Linked DNA regions of Homo sapiens: region 1 is linked to region 2. Evidence: read pairs that join two places in POLR2A ChIA-PET (ENCODE). Cell type or tissue: GM12878. All regions are shown on one strand. Links, peaks and the distances in the headings refer to the core of each region. The heading gives the core; the rest is flanking DNA. Region 1 has its middle 160 kb from the start of PLK2. Region 2 has its middle 98 kb from the start of PLK2.

Evidence for each region. ChIA-PET counts read pairs that join two places held together with the same protein. Peaks named below come from ENCODE experiments on the same cell type or tissue, not always from the same donor. Only the 100,000 strongest peaks of a DNase experiment are listed, where the experiment ranks them.
Region 1: POLR2A ChIA-PET joins it to region 2 with 5 read pairs; 3 of 35 experiments call an interaction of 5 or more read pairs at or near these places.

Annotation. Positions count from the first base shown.
Region 1 is chr5:58,296,437-58,300,841 of GRCh38, reverse strand. No RefSeq gene overlaps it. Among named protein-coding and RNA genes, the nearest start is that of PLK2, 160 kb to the left of the region's middle. RefSeq lists a silencer at 713-913. In GM12878, for the core only: no CTCF peak of the experiment used is centred there; no DNase peak of the experiment used is centred there.
Region 2 is chr5:58,360,287-58,364,691 of GRCh38, reverse strand. No RefSeq gene overlaps it. Among named protein-coding and RNA genes, the nearest start is that of PLK2, 98 kb to the left of the region's middle. In GM12878, for the core only: no CTCF peak of the experiment used is centred there; a DNase peak (open chromatin) is centred at 2,269.

The DNA of each region.
Region 1 (4,405 bases), core at 142-4,141, 64 kb after region 2:
CCATTTGAATAACCCTTGTAGCCCTAGAAGGTGTTTCTGTAGCCTGATCATTCATGTTCTGGCTCTGCTTTTCTCCCTTAATAGTTTTTGCTTAGGTTCCTTTTTTTCATTAGCTCACTGTGGGTGTTGCCATCTGTCTTGGTTCAGCTGCCTTAACAAAGTGCCACATGCTGCTTATAAATAGTAGAAGTTTATTCCTCACAGTCCTAGAGGTTGGAAGTCTAAGATGTGTAAGATGAGGGTGCCAGCAAGGTTGAGTTCTTCCATGTTCTTGCATCTTCTCATTGTATTCTCACAGGGCAGAAAGAGAGCAAACTGGCTTTCTGGCCTCTTCTTATATAGGCACTAATCCCGTTCATGAAGGTTCCACCCTCATGACCCAATTATCTCTCAAAGGCCCCACCTCCAAATACCACCACATCAGGATTAGGGTTGCCACACATGAATTTTTGGAGAGACACAAACATTTAGTCCATTAAACCTTTCTTTTTACTTTTACAGATTAATTAACTTAGATGAAGGGAATCAATGTTGTTTCTGTCAAACTACATGTCCTAATTTCCCTTTCCATTGAGAGGCAACTATATATTCTTTTATTTTGAAATTCACTTTAATTTCCCCTTTTATTTTTCAGTAGTTAACTTGCTCTTACAGACAAGTTGAGTGATATTTTTCCCTCTGCATTTGAGCAGTAGTTTTACCAGATAAGGAAGAGTGCTGCTGTTGCCTATTTTTCCTTCTATGTGGAAGGGGGTTGGGAAGGAATGTAAGGCTCTGAGGGTGACTTCCGGAGACACCTTGTGGTCCCTAGGATAACCCAGACACTTTAGATAAACACTGATGTCTTTGGGTAAAAAACATAGACTCAGCCCAGGGCAATGGCTCACACCTGTAATCCCTGCACTTTGAGAGGCTGAGACAGGAGAATCACTTGAGCTCAGGGGTTCAATACCACCCTGGGCAACATACAGAGACCTTGTCTCTATTAAAATGTATATATATATAAGAGATTAAACTGACATCCCTAGACTTGTGGTTCCAGGATATATTTCTCACAAATCATAATTTTCTTTAGCAACACAAGCTGATGGGTATAGAAGAATGTGTTTGCTATGCAGTGAGACATCAAACCGAAGTATTAGGTGATTAAATAAATATCATATGAAAAATGAATCTTAGGATAACTGCATTTTATTTGTTTGTTGTTGTTTTGTCTTTTTTTGTTTTTGTTTTTTTCCTTTTTATAGAGAACTGCATTTTAAAGCTGATCTTCATGGTTTTAAGGAGACAAATATAGAAGAAAACACTCTTTGCCTGATTACAATTTGCCTGCAGCCTGATGCTATCTCTGTGGGTGTTTGCAGCAATGGTTCCATACCTCCTGGGCTGCCAGCCCTGGTACACTCAGCTTCTTATGCTAAAGCTCTTACTTAAGGCATGCAAGGGAAGCAGTTCCTTAAGGAGCACATGTACTGATTTGAGACATCCATGGAAATGTGTGTGTGTGTTTTTTAAGGTCAAAATATATTTTATTCAAATACTCAAGGTTAGTTATTTTCAAATAAGCAAAATGGAAAAGATAATGACTACACTTCATTATGTAAGAAAAGCAAAAAAAAAAAAAAAAAGATGAGCTAAAAATATAAGTTTTAGAGATTGGAATATATTTCCCAGAGGGATATGACTCAACTGCTTAATTGTTAAAGAAAAAAATTGCATTTAAGTTAATTTGACAGGAATATTTAAAAGCTATTTTGAAGTAAATTTTAAATTGAGCGAATTTTAGAAACAATCTCATTAAAGAAATTCAAGAAAGTATGGAATGAGGCTCTTTTGGTATGAACCTGTACTTTGATGACTGAAGAAGTATGGTGTTTTTTGAAATAATGCAAAGTTTTCTTGCTTTATGAACAATACATCTTTATGGTGATGACAGCCATCTTTGGTTGAGCTGCAGATGGCAAATGCCCCAGAGTGATAGTACAGAGCAAAGTCTGCTACTTACACTCAGAGCTTGAGGTAATGGAATAAAAACCTAGCAAGGGAATGAGGTAATGGGATAAAAACCCAGTGTGCTTTGTGACATTGTTCAATTATCATCATCCTCACCAGTAGTAGTAGTAGTAATAGTAATAGTAGTAGTAGTGGTAGTAGTGGCAGTAGTAGTAACTGCCATTTCTTCAGCTATATGTGTAACCCTTCTTGTTCTCCCAATACCTCTCTAAGGTAAATATTAGAAACCACAGCTTACAGATAATGACCTCCTAGTAGGTGGCATAGCAAGATTTGAACCTAGGTATACCTTCTTTACGCTGAAACTCTGATGTGTGTTCTCTTTCCCCTCTATCATACTTCCTCCATTATATATATATAAATTATATACAATAGCATCTACTCCATATTATCTGTATTATTTAAAAATTCTTTTAAATAAATATCTTTTTCTACTGCCTCAGCCATCTGTAGATCTGGACAGAGCCAATCAAGTTTCTTCAGTGAGATGGCTAGAGTTGGCCATGTTTGAAGGAAAACTGGTCAGCTAATCTTAGATGGACAGCAAGGAAGCTGGGAGCAGGCAGTTAGAAGGTGGAATTCCACCTGGTCTGGCCCACCACTCCTCCCTCTTCTTTCATTTAGAAAGGAATGGAGAAATAGGAGGATTACAATGGAAAGACAGCAAATCACCAGGAAAGACTTTTCGGTTGGCACAAACCCTGAATGATCCTGTGGTTATATATTCAACTGCCTATGAAGGTACTGCTGTACTCACATACATATGCAGGCAGTTATTTTGTCTAATGTTATGCTTTTCAGTTATGGTGGTATTCCACTGGAGACACCATGGTGCTTTTTTGATACTGCCCCAGTAAAATTTTGAATTAATGCAAGTAATCTTCCAGAAGGCTGCCATCCAAGATTAGAGGGAAATTTGATTATTGTTTTCTTTTTTTTTTTTTAACTTGAGTACTAATGGCATATACTGACTCTTAAGTTCAACCAAAGTACATGCTGTATTAGTGATAACTATTTTTTTTAAGAGTAAGCAGATTTCAGACCTTATTTTATTATGTAGGGAGGTTAACAATGATGAGGTAGAAAATTCTGGCTATCTTAAAGGTCAATGTAAAAGAAGAATTATTGTTTTAAAAACTTTCTTTCCTCTAACACAATTATATCCCTGGAAAGATGCTCCAGCAAGTTGTTTGAAAGAGATAAGAAACATATTAATGCAGGGTCACTCTGAGTCCCAAAATCAAGGTGCAGACATCAGGGTGTGTGTTAAACTGTGAATTAGAGGCAGCTTCTCTGTCATTTATCTCATTCCAATATTAGGAAATTCCCAATTTCCTGTTGTTCATTATACTTTTCTCTCATCATTTTGACTATGTCTTCAGCCCTCTGGAGAGGTCTTAATTTGAAGCAAATGATGTACACTTGGTGGAGGGGGAGGTGGTAGCCCATGATAACTGGATTACTTTTATCCCTGTTCAAGTATTTTATTTATGAATTTATGTTTGCCTTCACTTGGAACTGCATTTTTGGGATAACCCCTGTGTTAGAAGTGAAATGGAATAAATGCAGGGTGTTTCGCTGCTATTTCCAATAATTGAAAAAGGTTTTTCTTTTAACTATGTTCCCATTTTCTGTGCAAACTGTAATGCACAATGAGATGAAACAAGAAATATTTTAAGTACCACATTAGGGACTGGGTTCAGTGGCTCATGCCTGTAATCCTAGCACTTTGAGAGGCTGAGGCGAGAGGATCGCTTGAGCCCATGAGTTTGAGACCAGCCTGATTAACACAGTGAGACACAGTCTCTACAAAAACAAAAACAAATACACATAAAAACTCACATTAGTTCTTAGACAAAATATTTAGTTAAATTGCATTTCATGATCTGGCAAAAATAGGTCAAACAACAAGACTCCAAACATAGATTCCATCGAAATATTGCCCTGACCAAAAAATTCCTGATTGTAACTGATGACCCACTTGGAGAGAGAGAAGCAATCAAGAAATGACTGTAGTAGTGGACCCTTTGAATTTGCTGTTAAAGCGTTTGACTAGTTTGCGTCTTTAGCAATTAACGACCCTACGAGTGGATCAGTGTTGTTGTGGAACCTTCAAAAGTATAGATGCCAGTTGTCACATCTCCATCACCCACAAGCAACTGAATACTAATGCTATTTTGGAAGATCTAGGGTGAGACTTGGGAGTTTATTTTATTTTATTTTATTTATTTTATTTTATATTTTATTTTGAAACGGAGTCTCGCTCTGTCGCCAGGCTGGACTGCGGTGGCGCAATCTCACTGCAAGCACCGCCTCCCGGGTTCACGCCATTCTCCTGCCTCAGCCTCCTGAGTAGAGTAGCTGGAACTACAGGTGTCTGCCACCACGCCCC
Region 2 (4,405 bases), core at 182-4,181:
GATACTTAATAGTTCTGTATCAGCCGTATGAGCAATGGAAAATCCCACAGACATTAAAAATGCCAAGCCAGGGTGGATGTGAAGGGTGGGGTTATATATGTGAAGGGTGGGGGATGTGAAGGGTGGGGATGTGAAGGGTGGGGACAGGGTGGGAGAGGGAGAGGCCAAAATTCTGAGGCACGTTAGTGCAGAATTGCCTATCCTTGTCCTGTCTACGTCTTTCCAATCCTGCTCAGAGGGCCCATGTACTGATCTGGGCAAGGAGCAAAAGTCAATCTGAAGGATCTGGAACTGAGAAAGGGTGAGAGGTTGGAGGTTTGGCTCTGTTTGCATGCAACTCAGCTTTTTCTCTAGAGGGAAGGGAGTAGTGAGTGAACTTGCGTTCTTCAAACACCAGCTACCCACTTAAACAAAATCAGCATGTCTACGATTTGCCAGTAACGTACAATTTTTAAGTTCTAGTTATCATAGGTGGTGATGGGATAAAAGGTAGGAGAAAAATTCTGAAACAAACAATTACCCACCCAAACTCATTGATAAAACAAAGCTATGTGAATCAGGAAAAGAGCAAGTGCATGCAAATGAAATTACCTCAGTGACAAAAGACAGAAATGCGTTACTAAAATTTAATTTTGTGCCGAGAGAAATGATTGCCAGCAAAGTGATGATATCACTAAGATAAATGAAATCCATGGAACAATGTGAGGCCTTTGCTCTTCTCTTCCTCTCTTCCATACAGAGTAATCTAGATTAGAGCAACACTAGTTGCTCCAGATAAGAGTTTCTGTTTAGAAATGGATTCATGTACAACAAGATACCTTGCTGATATTACTGTTGATAGGAGAGTATTTTGTTTTAATAGTTTTATGTAGAAGAAAGCATATCCTCTTTATAAGGAATAGCGGTATTGGGGCCTTGCGATTGCTGTTTATTTAGTGTCCTTAGGCAGGAACATGACAGATTTGCACTCTATTGTTGCCTTTTTTCAACAATGCATGCGTCATCTAAAGGAGTGAGTGAGGCTGGATTACACCACCTTCGGTATCCCGGCTTGCTTTGCGTTCTTGGTCTTATACACACCCAGTCAGGTTAAGGCTGAACCCTTTGAGTGCTGTAAGAAATGAGCATCTGGATAATGATTCATGGAAATTGACCTTGTCTACTAAATTGAATTCCATACAACATGCAACTAAGTATACATTTCATCACCAAAAGTTTGACCAAGCTTTGGAAATATTTAAGTGTTTTGTATTTATGTCCTTTGCTTTGAAAGCAATGTTGATATGTAAGATTTGTATCTAAGATTTTCTCTGGGCAATTGGTTGACTCCACATAAGGAATTTGAGTGAATTGGCATGTGTCTGCTGAAGATTAATTTTTAAAAATTCTTTAGTTTACTTAGATATTATGTATGAATAGAGTCATCATATAATTCATTATTCAATCAGGGAAGCTTTTGTCTGAGAAAATGCCAAAATAGAATAGACACCTGGAAACAGACACATTCTGGGACTGCCCCTAGAAAATTGAGACTGTAGATTTCCCCATGTATGAGCAAATGGGCTGGGAGACATACGTCAGTCATTCAGATATGCATTTTAAATGGGAGGGGTGGCAGAGGATCACATATTCTCCTCCACAAAGGCATAAATTATTTTTTTAAAAAACAAAATCTATGCCTATGAATTGTTCTAGTTGTTTGGTCAAAGACTCAGGACAACAGAAGAATGGGACATGTAGGATGCCCTTATTTTCTTCTGCTTACTTAACCAAACCCTGGGCCATCACTGAAACTCTATGAAGGATCTTTACTGGAATTTGAGATCAGTTAGCTCAACTGAGATGTATGTAGAAAGATGAAATATGGAGTAGAAGAAGTATATTGTCATTCCTGCCCTAAAGAATACATTAGCAGCTCATCTTGGATACCAAACTAAAAGTGAGATTATAATCTTTTCATTTTCACCACCATTATCAAACAAGGCGTTATGAATGAACTCTCACTCCATTCTCCTATTCCTATTTATAGGACTTTAAGATACATCATTAATTTTAAGACACTTTTAAAACTTACTCTATACTTACTATAACCTGTGTTCATAATCTTGAAGTTCTTAGCCTCATTAGAATTTAAGTATGAACATTTGGCTACATGTGCTTTTACTCGCTTTTCCTATTTTTTTGAACTTGTTGGTTGGTTGGTGTTGTTTAACTGACATACAATTCTGGTATTTTAAACAGCTTCTCTTTAACTTCAGTCAGAAACCACTGGCACTGAAAAATCCCTTGATGATAATCCTAACCAGCATTTGAATGTGTCCTATCACCCTTGCCAAGCTTTGGAAATTCTGTGCTCTATTTTGAGTGACTGGTGATTTCCACTACTTGTTTTCGCACTGCCTGGCAGACGACAACCTAATGTGCTTAATAACTTCTCATTTTTCTGCTAGATTATACTAATTTTTAAGGCATTTCAAATGGAAATTAGGGAATCACAATTTTGATTAAAATTCAACCACAGGTGGTACTGCAATTACAAATATCTCAATAGAGGTGATAATACATGGTCTGATACCTTTATACACAGTTAAATTTGCATGTATTCAGGCAGTTACCACAAAGCATAACTTATGGTTTTGGAGCTGACAAATTGCTTTTTATTTAATTATATAATAAACACTTGATTTCTTTTTTTTTTTTTGAGACGGAGTCTCGCTCTGTCGCCCAGGCTGGAGTGCAGTGGCACGATCTCAGCTCACTGCAAGCTCCACCTCCCGGGTTCACACCATTCTCCTGCCTCAGCCTCCCGAGTAGCTGGGACTACAGGCGCCCGCCACCATGCCCGGCTAATTTTTTGTATTTTTAGTAGAGACGGGATTTCACTGTGTTAGCCAGGGTGGTCTCGATTTCCTGACCTCGTGATCCGTCCACCTCGGCCTCCCAAAGTGCTGGGATTACAGGCATGAGCCACCACGCCCAGCCCTGATTTCAAAATTATTAAAATATTGACAAAATATCCCCATAAATCAAGAAAATACAGTAAGGTAGTTGGCTGGTTAATTGTGCACAGAGAATAAAAGCCCCTAAAATGGCCAAATGGCAAAATTTGTCATAGTGACAGAGTAAGCAAGTTACCAAAACAACTCTTCACACATACTCTGGTTGTTTTCATCCCGCTTTATGGAACTCTGAATAATTTTAAGTAAACGCACACATTAATGTTTAAGAAGCTTGTCTGTGACACTGGTTGGTAGTATCTGACTCTATAAGGTAGCCGAATCGGTTTTAAAACAGTGTATTAAAACACAGTAACAACTAACAGTTTATGAAAGATAAAAAGGAGTGATGCATGGGTCTAGGGATATTATGAAGAATATAACAGCCTTGTGAGCTGATTAATCAAGAGAATGGATAAATCTGCTCAGGATCATTACCCTGTCTCTCTCCCAAATGATTACATCAATGAGGTTCTCATCATCCTTGAGGGATTCTGCACAGCCAATTTTTATTAGTTACATCTGGAGCTTCCCCCATCCCATGTTTACAGAGCCTATGTGCTGAGTTTTGCAGGATCACCTCCACCTGATGTATACCTGAGCCTTTTACAAATTTAGAATGGCATTTGGGCTGCTGGGCTCCAATGATCTCTTGGTGATTATGACAACAGAGTTGCTGCTGGAGAACTATTGTGAGCTCCTTGTTTGCAATTGAGTAGGAGGTGGCACCTGCTGGGCAGGACAGCTCAGGGACAGTGAGGATAAGGAGGCACTCCCCCACATTTCTATTTCTAATGAGTCCTTTTCATGCAATGGAGCCGATACTAGTACAGACCTCTCGGCTCCTTGTGATGCTCACCAAGTATTATCTGGATGTTTTAAGAGGAGCCAACTCAGTGCCACCAAAAATAAAAAAGTGGCCACCTATTTAAAATCAATTATCTCTTTAAGCAATCATATGACATCTGTCACTCTGGAACTTAACTGCTCCTGCATACCATGAAGTTACTGAAATAGATTAGGTCTGAATATGTCAAGAGCATTCACCTTAGATTAAAAATGTTCCATGCGTCATGATGTTCTAACCTGCTTCTTAATATCCTACCCCATCTCGAGAAAAGGCACCTCTGAGACAGTATGCACTTTCAGAGACTGGGTGGGGCATGTGTGTGTGCACTGATGGAGTTGAAGAGTGTGCACATCCGAGCAGGATTAAAATGAATGCAACAGTATCTTTGATTCTAAAAGTGAAATAAAAATTAAGTGCAAAAATGAAATGAAGGATCTTGCTCTTATAAAACTGATAAGTTATTCAGCCATTGCCTGAGAGTGGACTGGAGTGAAAGACTGGGTGTAGACAGCGAAAGCAGCAGCCCCATGAAGGGCTGGAAGAAGTTTATGGTCAAGTT